2 separate regions of the Mus musculus genome follow, and region 1 is linked to region 2. Evidence: chromatin contacts called from ENCODE Hi-C or POLR2A ChIA-PET data. All regions are on one chromosome and are shown on one strand. Each heading gives the region's core, a stretch centred on a gene start or an enhancer-like site at or near the end of the contact. The rest is flanking DNA. Distances are from core to core; before and after follow the strand shown. Region 1 holds the start of Plekhg1 (pleckstrin homology domain containing, family G (with RhoGef domain) member 1). Region 2 has its middle 20 kb from the start of A330032P22Rik.

The links. Hi-C counts contacts between places; a loop is a spot of excess contacts on that map. ChIA-PET counts read pairs that join two places held with the same protein, here RNA polymerase II (POLR2A).
Region 1: a map of heart shows a loop between it and region 2 (6-fold over the local background). The contact joins the promoter of Plekhg1 here to the enhancer-like site in region 2. A Hi-C loop is called at or near these places in 6 of 37 maps with a recorded cell type or tissue (heart and left cerebral cortex). POLR2A ChIA-PET finds 5 or more read pairs at or near these places in 1 of 5 experiments (embryonic stem cell).

Annotation. Positions count from the first base shown.
Region 1 is chr10:3,736,585-3,742,144 of GRCm38, reverse strand. Plekhg1 (pleckstrin homology domain containing, family G (with RhoGef domain) member 1) reads right to left here and starts at 1,768. Exons shown (of 17, transcript NM_001159942.1): 1 at 1,605-1,768. It overlaps Gm30164 (a long non-coding RNA gene), which reads left to right. Exons shown (of 3, transcript XR_003948984.1): 2 at 3,827-3,944.
Region 2 is chr10:3,695,827-3,701,321 of GRCm38, reverse strand. No RefSeq gene overlaps it. Among named protein-coding and RNA genes, the nearest start is that of A330032P22Rik, 20 kb to the left of the region's middle. Within about 2 kb of position 4,154, at least 2 of the 3 ENCODE cell types and tissues checked have a DNase peak (open chromatin) inside an H3K27ac peak, as active enhancers do; they include heart, where a contact is called at or near this core.

The DNA.
Region 1 (5,560 bases), core at 519-3,018, 43 kb before region 2:
TGTTCCCGTTCTCTCTCTGTTTTATCCCTTTGCAAAAGGCTTTGGGGGGAATCTGTCATGCAAGGGAAATGGAAGGAAGGTCACACAAGGATTACTGGTGGGGTCCCACTTGCGGAGGAAGCCAGGGAGGTCAGTGAACTCTGGAAAAGAAAGTTTCTTCCTGGTCGGTTTTAACGGCTTAGACGGGGTGCAATTCCAAGAGACAAAAAGCTAAGTCAGGAATCAGGAAGCCAGACTCAAAGATGTTAAAGGGTCAAACACTAGCCCATCACTTTTGTATAGAAGTGTTAACTACTGTAGAATAAATAAATACCCTGGACTGAAAGGGGTAAAACCAATTAAAACTATGTGGTTCATATACACTGCTTTAACAGTGAGGAAGTACAAGCTACCAGGATTGCTTTTCCTCACGTCCCACACAGTGTAAGGCTAAAGTTGAGAGGTTTTAGATCTCTGACACGATAGACTTGGATACACTTTAAAAACAAAACAAAACAAAAAAAAAAAACAAAAAAAACATCAGTTTAACAACAACAACAAAAACCAAAACTCATCTATTCTTTGAAAGTATGCGAACTCCAGAAACTGAGAATTCAAACAGGCTGACCACAGGTTTTAACGCAATCTAAGCCTGGAATTCAATTAAACGTTAAATCTGACCCAGACTTAAGGCATCCTACTGGTTTTGTATCCAATGTGTATTCAGTTTGTATCCAGAGTGCCCCTAATCCCCAAAACAACCCTCCCGAGGTGACTGGGTTTCCTGAGAAGATAAAATCGCTGTCAAAATAGGTGCAGTAAGCTCTGGCCACCTGAAGGTGGTACAAAGAGAGCGCCAAGAGCCGCCAGAGCTTAATGAAATTCCAGGGTTGCACACACAGTCAGCTTTACACATACCAACTTCATACAACACATCCAAGCAATCAGCTACATCATTGTTTCTCAGGAACATTGTGAAACTGAGGAAGCCAACCACCCTCTCCTCACTGGGCGTCCTGGACTGTAGAGCTCTGAGACTCCATGGGGGACACAAAGAGGGGGTCTGCTCTAGCAGTCACCCCGGGGCCTGCTGCCCGCCCCCCAACAACCTTTTCCTCTGGCCAACAGTCCACACAGTCGTAGCCAGCTAGGTATTACCGTGTGTCCGGGTGACGGATGGGGCACAGCTTCTAGACTCCCGGGTCACTCCTATAAAGCGCTGACTTGCTGATTTGGGGGCGCCCACGCGAGTTTCTGCCCCACGCAGGACTGCTCCTAGCTGGAGCACACAGCACTCCCCGCCATCGCGCCCGCACCGCTGTTGGGGTGTTGTCCAGACTGTCCTATTTGGGGATAGTTCCGCTTGACTTGGGGGCGCGGGTGGCACACGGCGCGCTTGAGCAAACTTCGCGGAGCTGCAAACTGCAACCCGGGTGGCTGCAGCAAGGGGCGGGAGCGCCGGGCTAGCAGGTCCTGCCTGAGTCGACCCCATCAGTCGACTGCCAACGACCCCATCAGTCCCCTCCCAGGAGCAGCGCTCAGAGACACCCCCCGCCCCGCCCCCCCCCCCCCCCCCCCCCCCCCCCCCCGCCCAGGGCCAGGCACTGCGATCCCGCTCTTCCCACCTGCAGATTCGGGGCGCGTGGCCGAGGTCCCCGGCTTCCCTTGTCTGGTCCCTGGAATAGTCTCGGCGGAGCTTACGGGAGAGGGGCGGCTCCCGAGCGCTGGCTCCGCGGTGCGCTGCGCTCCAGCGCCGGCTCCGGCGGCCCCGAGCCCTGCAGCTCGCCTGGCTCCACTTCCTCTTTCCCACTCTGCTCCCGGCGTGTCCCGCCCCGCCCCGCTCCTCGGTCCGCTGCAGCGGGTTGCGGTCCCCGCCCGCCTCCACGGGGCCCTGCGGGAGGAAAGAGGCAGAGAGGAGGAGGCAGCTCAGAAAGAGATTAAGCTTGCTCTCTGGAGCTTTGCCAAAGACAGCAGTCAAATTACAGCCTCTGGGGGGAAAGTTTTTGTCTCTTTTCTTTTTTCTTTTCTTTTCTTTTCTTTTCTTTTCTTTTCTTTTCTTTTCTTTTCTCTTCTCTTCTCTTCTCTTCTCTTCTCTTCTCTTCTCTTCTTTTTTCTCTTCTCTTCTCTTCTCTTCTCTTCTCTTCTCTTCTCTTTCCTTTTCTTCTCTTTTCTCCTTTTCTTCTCTTTCCGTTTTCCTTTCCCTCTTTTTCTTTTTGTTTTTCTTTTCTCTCTTCTCTCTTCTTTAAAAAAAAAAAAAAACTCCCTGCTACTGTGTTAACAGCCACATCGCTTTCTTTTTTCTTCTCTTCTCTGGGCTGTTGGGGTACAGCTAAGCCTTGGACATGGCCACTTCCCAGAGTGTTCTGAAATCGGATCCAACACCGTTTCTTTGCATCCAAACTCGAATTTCACACTGTAGCTTATGATGTCACAACACTAGGAAATGGGAGAAGGGTGCTTACTGGGTTCAGGCATCAGCACCCCCACCACCCCAGTGAACATACTGGATGACCTTTGATTAGAGAAAGCAAAAGTGGAAAAGGAGGCAGAGACCTTTGCGACAGCCAGATGTTTAAAGGCACCCATAAGGTAGGACAATAAAAAATAGGACCTCTATCACAGGTGCCTTTTTGGTGACATTCTTGGTAGCACTTGGCACCTTTCAAACAGGTGTGTCAGATATGCCTGTGTTTCACCAGGCGTAGTAAGACACAGCCACGCACTCTGCTTGATTCTAAGAACTTCATCTCCCTGTAGTACACCACATATTATAAAGTTTTATGGTACTGGGTGAGAGGGTTTTTTGTTTTTTGCTTGTTTTGCTTTTTTAATAAACAAACAATTCACCTTTCAATGTGTCCACATTCTGAGTAGCATAATGAACTCTGGCCGTCCTGCCTGCTTCCCCCTGGTATGCAAGTCATTCTTTTGTCCAACATATAGTTACTACTGCTGTGATGAAACACCATAACTAAAAGCCAAGAGGGCAGGGAAACCCTTGGCTTTCACGTCCACATCACTATTCAACATTGGAGGAAGTCAAGGCAGGAACTCAAGCGGGGCAGAAACCTGGAGTCACCTGCTAATGCAGAGGCCATGGAGGACTGCTTACTAGCTTGCTCAATCTGCTTTCTTACAGCACCCAGGACCACCAGGCCAGGAGTGACCCTCCCATGATGGGCTAGGCCCTCCTGCATGGATCACTAATGAAGAAAATGCCCTACAGGCTTGCCTAAAGCTGTATCCTGTGGAGGCATTTTCTCAGTTGAGACTCCCTCCTCTCCTATGACTCTAGCTTATGTTAAATTGATATAAAACAAGCCAGCACAAATATACTGTATACACTACAACTCACTAGTAGCTGTCTCACTCTTCAGATCAATTGCCGTGGTATCACAGTGCTTGTGTTTCAGTGATCCCTACTTTACTTATTGATGGTCCTGATGTCCAAGTGTCCAAGAGTAAGGATACATAGGCCTTTTATTTCACTGTATTGTTAGAACAGTTAATTGAATATATATATATATATATATATATTGTTTTTCGAAACAGGGTTTCTCTGTGTATCCCTGGCTATCCTGGAGCTCACTCTGTAGAACAGGCTGAACTTGAACTCAGAAATCCTCCTGCCTCTGCCTCCCAAGTGCTGGGATTAAAGGCATGCGCCACCACTGCCCAGCTAATATATATATATATATATATATATATATATATATATATATATATAACAATTAATCTTATTAATGGCCCTCACTATTTTCTTAATATACTTACTTTATAAATCATCCTCTCTCATCGGTAGGTAAGTATGAATGGCAAATGTTATATTGTGTATGGTTGACTTCAGGTACTGACTTGGAGTTTTAGAGTATACCTGTCTAGGATTCATGAAGACTATTCCACATCAAGCCTGCGAGTTGTCACTGATCATTCTATAAAGACCCAGGACTCAGAGAAGCCATTTGGTGAGTATTGGGGGTACTTGGAGAAGAAGTGAGCAAAGCTGGGGTTCCCCACTCTCTCTGGTTCTTTCCTCTCAGGCCCTTGTAGGTCTGAGCCACAGAACCTGGCAGAAAGGAGACATTTACTGGCTTTCTCTAAGCCAATGTCCTCCTTGACTGATCCCTACCGACAAGAGAACTTGGGGTACAGTCTGCAGTCCATTGCCCCACATCAGAGGAAACTGAGTAAGAGAAAAGAAGGAAGGAGGTCTGGCGAAATGGTTCAGTAGGGAAAGTACTCGCTGTGCAAGCATGTAGACCTGAGTTCTGATCCCCAGAACCCCCAAAAGGGTTGGGCATGGCGACATGTATCTGTAAACCTGGTGTTAGGGAGGTGGAGACAGGAGGATTCCTAGAGCTCACTGGACAGCCAGTTTAGCTGAATTTGTGAGTTACGAGTTCAATAACTATGCTTCCAAAATACGGTGGAGAGTGATTGAGGAAATCACCCATCATTGACCTCCTTCTTCCATATGCAGGTATACACATGCACACACCTACAGGAAAACTTGCACACAAACACACACACATGTGCATGCTCCCTAACCCCCACAGATACAGAGGGCAGCAGAAAGAGAAGAGCAAGAAGGATCTGAGGGTGACAGGCCCAGGCCTGGTCTATGTTCAAATTATACCTTGTTCCCTCTCAAGGAAGACCGGGTCTGTCAATTAGATGTTTGCAGAAGAAACATGTTTGCTTTCTGAGATTATTAACTGTCTCCAGTAGCATCTTACTTATTCCTCAGACAGAACTATTAAGGCACAGACAGTGTAATCCATGAAGTGGCAGATCTCTGAGGAAGTTTCTGGAGCTTGCTGGTGTGGCCAGACGCTGCTAACTGGCTCTAGCAGAATGCAAACACAGCTCTGCATGTGGTTCCCAGTTCACCAACTAACTCAGCTGTTCTGAGGGGTGGCAGCCAGCATGGCATCTGCTGTAGATTATCCCATCCAGGCCCAGGAGGGGCTTGATGTTTGCACACTTCGCCGGGTTTAATGGCTCCAGCATGCTATGCTTTAATTTTATGACTTAGGATGATAACTTTTTTTTTTTCTTCCAAGACAGGGTTTCTCTGTATAGCCCTGGCTGTCCTGCAACTCACTTTTATGGTGTTTACAATGACTGCATTGAATGTATGATTTTGCAAGATAGAAAAACCATGCCTACTGGAATATAGATGGAACACCTCAGAGAAAGCCCTTTTTTTTTTTAATGGTAAAAGCTATTTTAATTTCAAATTTAGATTTGTGAGGCTTAAAAACCCTTTTGTAAAAAAAATAAAGATAAAAATTCTCTAAAACTCATAGCACCTGTAGTTCCAGCAGTAGGAAGGCTGAGGTGAGAATGTTGCTAGCTCAAAGATAAGTACATTCCTGAGTACCTTGGCCAGCCATGTAAATGTTTAAGGTAAGTGTCCTATGGTGACACTTTAGGAATGTGTACTGTGGTGGCTAATAGTGTCAACTTCATATGGTCAAAAACCAGCTAGGAGGGTATGTAGGTGGGGGATTATCTAGATATAGTTAATTGTGTGCAAAATCTCAATCTAGCTGTGAGCACCATTTCATGGGCTTTATGC
Region 2 (5,495 bases), core at 2,905-5,404:
TGACGTCACCCCCCCCATTCCTGGTTCTGTTGCCCTTTGACATACTTTCCCCAGTTTAGTGTACGTACATGCACTAAGATCTGTTATGTCTGACAGATTTGGAGTAGGTCATTCAATATACTTTCCTATTTTACAGGGCATGTGTGTTCATCAAATATAGGGAATCCAATATGTAAATTTTGGTTTTGACTGAAGGGAAATGTTTATAAATAGGAAACATACACCAAAACCTCAGCAGGCGGATTTCTGAGTCCGAGACCAGCCTGGTCTACAAAGTGAGTGCCAGGACAGCCAGGGCTACACAGAGAAACCCTGTATCGGAAAACAAAACAAAACAAAAGTTTAGTTCTGTTTTGCAGAAAATTTGGACGTGAGGTCACTCCTTTATGGCCACATCCGGCAGTCACTGAGCTATCTCATGGAGAGGTGTGGTGTGTACACCTGAAGCTGACTGGGATGCAGCTCTGACCCTGGGGAACACCCAGAGTCTCTAAGCAATGTGCAGCTCTTTACTGTCGTTGTTTTATTCCTGAATTTTCAGATAAGGAATTAAACTCAGGAAGAAAGGAAGAAACTCTAAGAAAATGTGTTGTTCATTACCAGTTTATGAAAGTGGACCGACTCCAGGTTCCACAAGTTCAGACGACGGGCCTCTCCTTTATGAATTCAGCTGTTGAGAGCATAGGTCAAATGGGGCTAGCTAGCTTCATGGACACGGGCCAACCAATCAGATGGCACACCGGATGGAAACAAGAATCAATGTAAAGTTCTGTGTTTGAGTTTGAAAAAAAAAATCAATAACTCAAGTGCAGTTCATGTAAAAGATGATGGGGAGTTTACTTGGCTTCTCTCCAATACCCACGTATAGAAAAATCAACTTGTGTAGCTTCCTATGGATGCATTTTACAGCCTGTTTATATTGGAGGCTTAGCCAGGGAGTGGCACCGCTTTAAGTTAGATTTCTGTGCTGAGCTGTGTGTGTGTGTGTGTGTGTGTGTGTGTGTGTGTGTGTGTACTATGGGAATGGGATTAGTGCATTTTGTTTGAACATTTCTCCTGACAGAATTCTTACAGCCATACTTTGGTGTGATCTTTTAAAGGGGGTGATTTGTGGACCACCAGAATTAACTTGTTACACCAGGCTGGGCTCATGGAAAACATAGATTTGTGTGTAACTCCTTATAGGTCTCTAGAGATGGACTCTAGGCTGTTGTTTTGAGTACAAACACTCTAGAGCCCCAACTATATGCCAAAAAGGAAAAAAGATGATAAGAAAATATTGGGATTAGTCATAGCTGTAGTTTCAGTATCCTGTGGCTGGACTGCGTTTAATTAGGATCATAATCTCCTTAAAAGATGCCAGCTATGTTCCTTCCCTCTCCCTCCCATTCAAGAACATGCTTTTGCTAGAAATCATTAGTGTATAAGGCTACTTTCCTAATTTGCTTTTGCTGCTAGGGAGCTCAGCTTCTAAACTGGTCTTTTTCGCTGGTAATTGCTTTGGTATTTCTGTCAATTTTTCATGTTTTATCCTTCTTTGTGACTTTATCTTCTTTCCTGATATCTTTTTCCTTCTGTAGTTTAATTTAAAATTTGTTGTCCCATCTGCATTTTGGTAGGCTATGTCCAACACCTTTGCTTGGAACAAGATAGGAAGATATTCATATCTTTTGAATTGTTTTCAGAAGATATTATTAAATGAAATAAAGCCCACTTGCTATCAATATTATAAAGCATAGCATTAAGGCTGAGGAAGCATATCAAATAGTGTGTTGGGGATTTATGGTGGCAGAGCAGCTCATTTATCTCCTCATCTCAGACCAGAGAGACAGACAGCAGGGACTCAAGTAAAGCAAAAGCTCTTGTGAGTCCCAGCGATGACCTCATGGGGTTTTGGTGTGTGTAAGTGCACATGGATGCCTGCGAGTGTATCCAGCTATCCACCTGTGGTAGGTACCAGAATTTGTGGGGAGGGGTGTAGAGGTCAGAGGACAACCTCATGGGATGTTGATTTACGGTATGTGTACAGCAGGATCTCTCACAAGCCTAGAACTCACTAAGTAGGCTAAGGTCACTGGCTCATCAGCAAGTGAGCCCCAGAGATCTGCCTGTCTCTAGCTCTCCAGTGCTTTATTACAAGCCTGGGCTATCTTCTGCCTTCTTTATTTTTTTCACGTGGGTACTGAACTTAGGTCTTTATGTTTACAAAGTAAACACTTGACTCACTGAAGTTTCCACAGCCCCTGTTATTTGGTATTTCTAACTGATGATATTACATACACAGGGGCATGTGCACACAGGTGCATGTGTGTGCACACACACACACATGCACACATATACAGACACATGCAGAGAACTAAAGGGAGAGTAATTATGAACTGAATATTTTATGTCTAATCTAAAAATCTTCATGTTAAAGACCTACTCTCCCATGTGATTGTATTTGGTGACAGGGTCTTTGCTATAATAATAAAGGTTAGATGATGTCACAAGGATGGAGACCTGTGACTGGATAACATTAATGCCCTTAGACGTCACAGAAGAGTCCTGTTTTCTGTCTTCACCCTCTGAGGGCACAGTGAGAAAGCAGATGTCTGCAGGAAGAAGGCCCTTAAAGGGCCAACCACACTGGACCCCACTGAGAAAATTAATTTCTATTGCTTCATAGACATATCCTGGAAATAAAATAATTTTTAAAATTCAGGATTCATGTCTCTGAACTTTACCTTCATCTTTTGACAAAAGAAACAAGCAGTTACTAAAGGAAAGCTTCTTTTTGCAGTGGGCATCAATCAACACAGAGATTAATAGCTGATCAAAAATGCAGGGGACAAGAGACTGTGAGTGTCTAGATGTCTAGATCAACTCCAACCCCAGGCAGGGCACAGGGGACATTACAGAAGAGTGGGGTGGGAAGAACATAAGAGCTGGAAGATGGGGAGAAGAGAATGTCATCTTCTGACCCTGACAGAGACCCTGTTCTTAAGAACACACAGGAGCTGTGGTTACTCATGTAAGGGCTGCACTAGATCAAGTTAGTCCAGCAGAATGCGGGAGGGCTCGTTCCCCCTCCTAGCTAAGGAGCTATTAAATGTTGATGGCTGCTGTTGAAGAGAGAGGCATTTTTCTTTCCTGTGAGGATGTGACCACTGGTAGGTTGCCCATGCTTCAATAGATGCCCCACCCATGCACACAAGAACAGCACTAGTTGGGCTTTTGGGGTTATTCAAAAATATAGAAGATGAGAGTTGGTATGGGGACATGTTGGGCGGGCCTGGGGAGATTTGGAGAGAGTGGGTGGGAGGGGTGGACATGATACAAATACATCATTCACATAAAATTCTCAAATAAGGAATAAAAATAATGTGAAGATGTATATGAAAACATTTTCTCCCCCTGAACTTGATTATGGTTATAATGGACAAAATTATGTATTTGCTAAAAGAGAGAGTTGAAGCCTAGTAAGAGGTAACTGGGTCTTAGGGGCTCTGCCCTCGTGAGTGCATTGGTGCTATGTTGTGGAAATAGATCAGGGCTTGCGAAAATGGCTTAGCTCTCGTGAGAGCAGTTATGAAATGGGGCCACCCTACATGCCTGTCCCTTGTGCATGTGGTCATTTCCCTTGGCACTTCTCCATCACATTGTGTCAAAACCAGACCATTTGCCAGGGTATCAGAATCACATTTTGGGGACTCTCGATTCATCAGAATCAGGAACCAAGTAAAGTTCCTTTTTTTCTATAAGTTGCTAAACCTTAGACATTTTGAAATAGCAATATGAAGTGGATCAAGATGCATATATGGACGGTGTTGAAAACCATTAAAGAAGGCAATAAAAAAAAAAGACCCAGGTGCCTGAGGGGGTGAATTAATGAAGTCCTGAAAAGATGAATGAGAAGTCAGAAGGCTAGGGCACTCTCTTAAGAGTATCAAGTGTCTACACAGAATCTCAAGCCCTGAAGGCATTTGAGATAGGTTAACAGCTGGAACACCATCCTCTAAGATGGTTACTTGCCTAGAATAGGCAGTGTATCCTCCCTCTGGCCCTGGAGATTTCTGGGACACTGCAGGGTTTTCTGGCATGGGCTCCTCTGTTTCCTGGCTACAGTTGGGTTCTGGGCCATCTTTTGTTTCATTCAGTTTCAAATGAGAGGATCTTTTGGATGCTGGCTCTGAACTGGGAAATGGAAACTATTTGTGCTGCCATGAGGGAAGTGTTCTGCATCTGGCAGGGACCCTGGGCTGGAAGCAGCATAAAGAGAATGTTAGGAAACCACCAAGCAGCCCGCACTCTCGGTGAGCTTTCATTGTTAGTATTCCAGTTCCTGGGAGGATGTCTAAAGCTTTTCCTGGTTTATCGCCTTGAAGATTAAAAGGAAAGCAAAAAAAAGCCCACAATACTTTATACAGCTCAAGTTCCTCACCACAAGTACCCCAGTAAGAAAGTCTGTATATGTGCGTCTGTGAACCGTTCAAGATGGTGTGGGTGATAAACATTCGTGTTGGGGCGCTTTTTCCATTCCCTCACTGATCTGGCTCAGCCTCGCAGCAGCAGACAAAGTTCATTCTGTCCTTTAGAAGTGCCTGCTGGACTTTCGAGGGTTTTCTCCCAGCCGCCCCCCACCCCCACCCCCCAAGCTTGCTTGAGCTTGTTTAGCTTGTTGCTTCGGAGAATGAAACACTCTTTTACTGGCATTTGGCATAATGTAAGGCATATCTATTGGATCCTCATTCTTTTACATAGGAAATAGAAAGGGGTAGTCTTTAATAAAATAGAGCCACCAATCCCACTCCACCAACCTCAGCTTCCCAGTACATTGTCAAGTTCAGTCTAAAGCCTCTGAGATGCTGCTGGGACAGTTTTCCAAAGGAAAGGCTCCCATATTCTGCCTCTCCCGTCCTTCCTCGGTCTCCTCTCTGTTGCCTCCAGTGAGCTGTGATCTGATACAGCCTAAAAGACTCCCAGGGACATGATGTGAGCCCAGAAGTCAGCCTCCTGCATGCACAGACAGTACTCATTACTTTAGAAAGTTCCAGCTCCCACTGAATTGAAATCTGTTTGATGCTTATTACACACAGTCCTTGAAGCATTTGGAGAGGACCAGGGTGTCTTCATGTGCCAAACGGAATATCTTCAGATGTCCTTCACTGGTCATGATTACCAACACAGATTAAAGCAGATCTGCCCCTCCCTCCCTTCTCTCTCTCTTTTTTTCCCTCTTTCCACAAATATTTCTGCATCTAAGTGCCAGAAATTGTGCTAGAGACATTTTCCCTCCATTGTACAGCACAGTGACTTGACTATTAAAGGCAAATACAAAATTTATGCAGCTTTCTTTTGGTTGGAACATGAGGTTGCTATGAGTCCCTCAATGGTAGCCTTAAACTTTCAAAACCTCCTGCTTCAGCCTCTCAAGTGCTGGTCTTATAAGCCTATGCACTCAGTACATCAAATATTGGTTCTTCCATCCTCCTTGGCTGTGGAGTCCTTTCAAT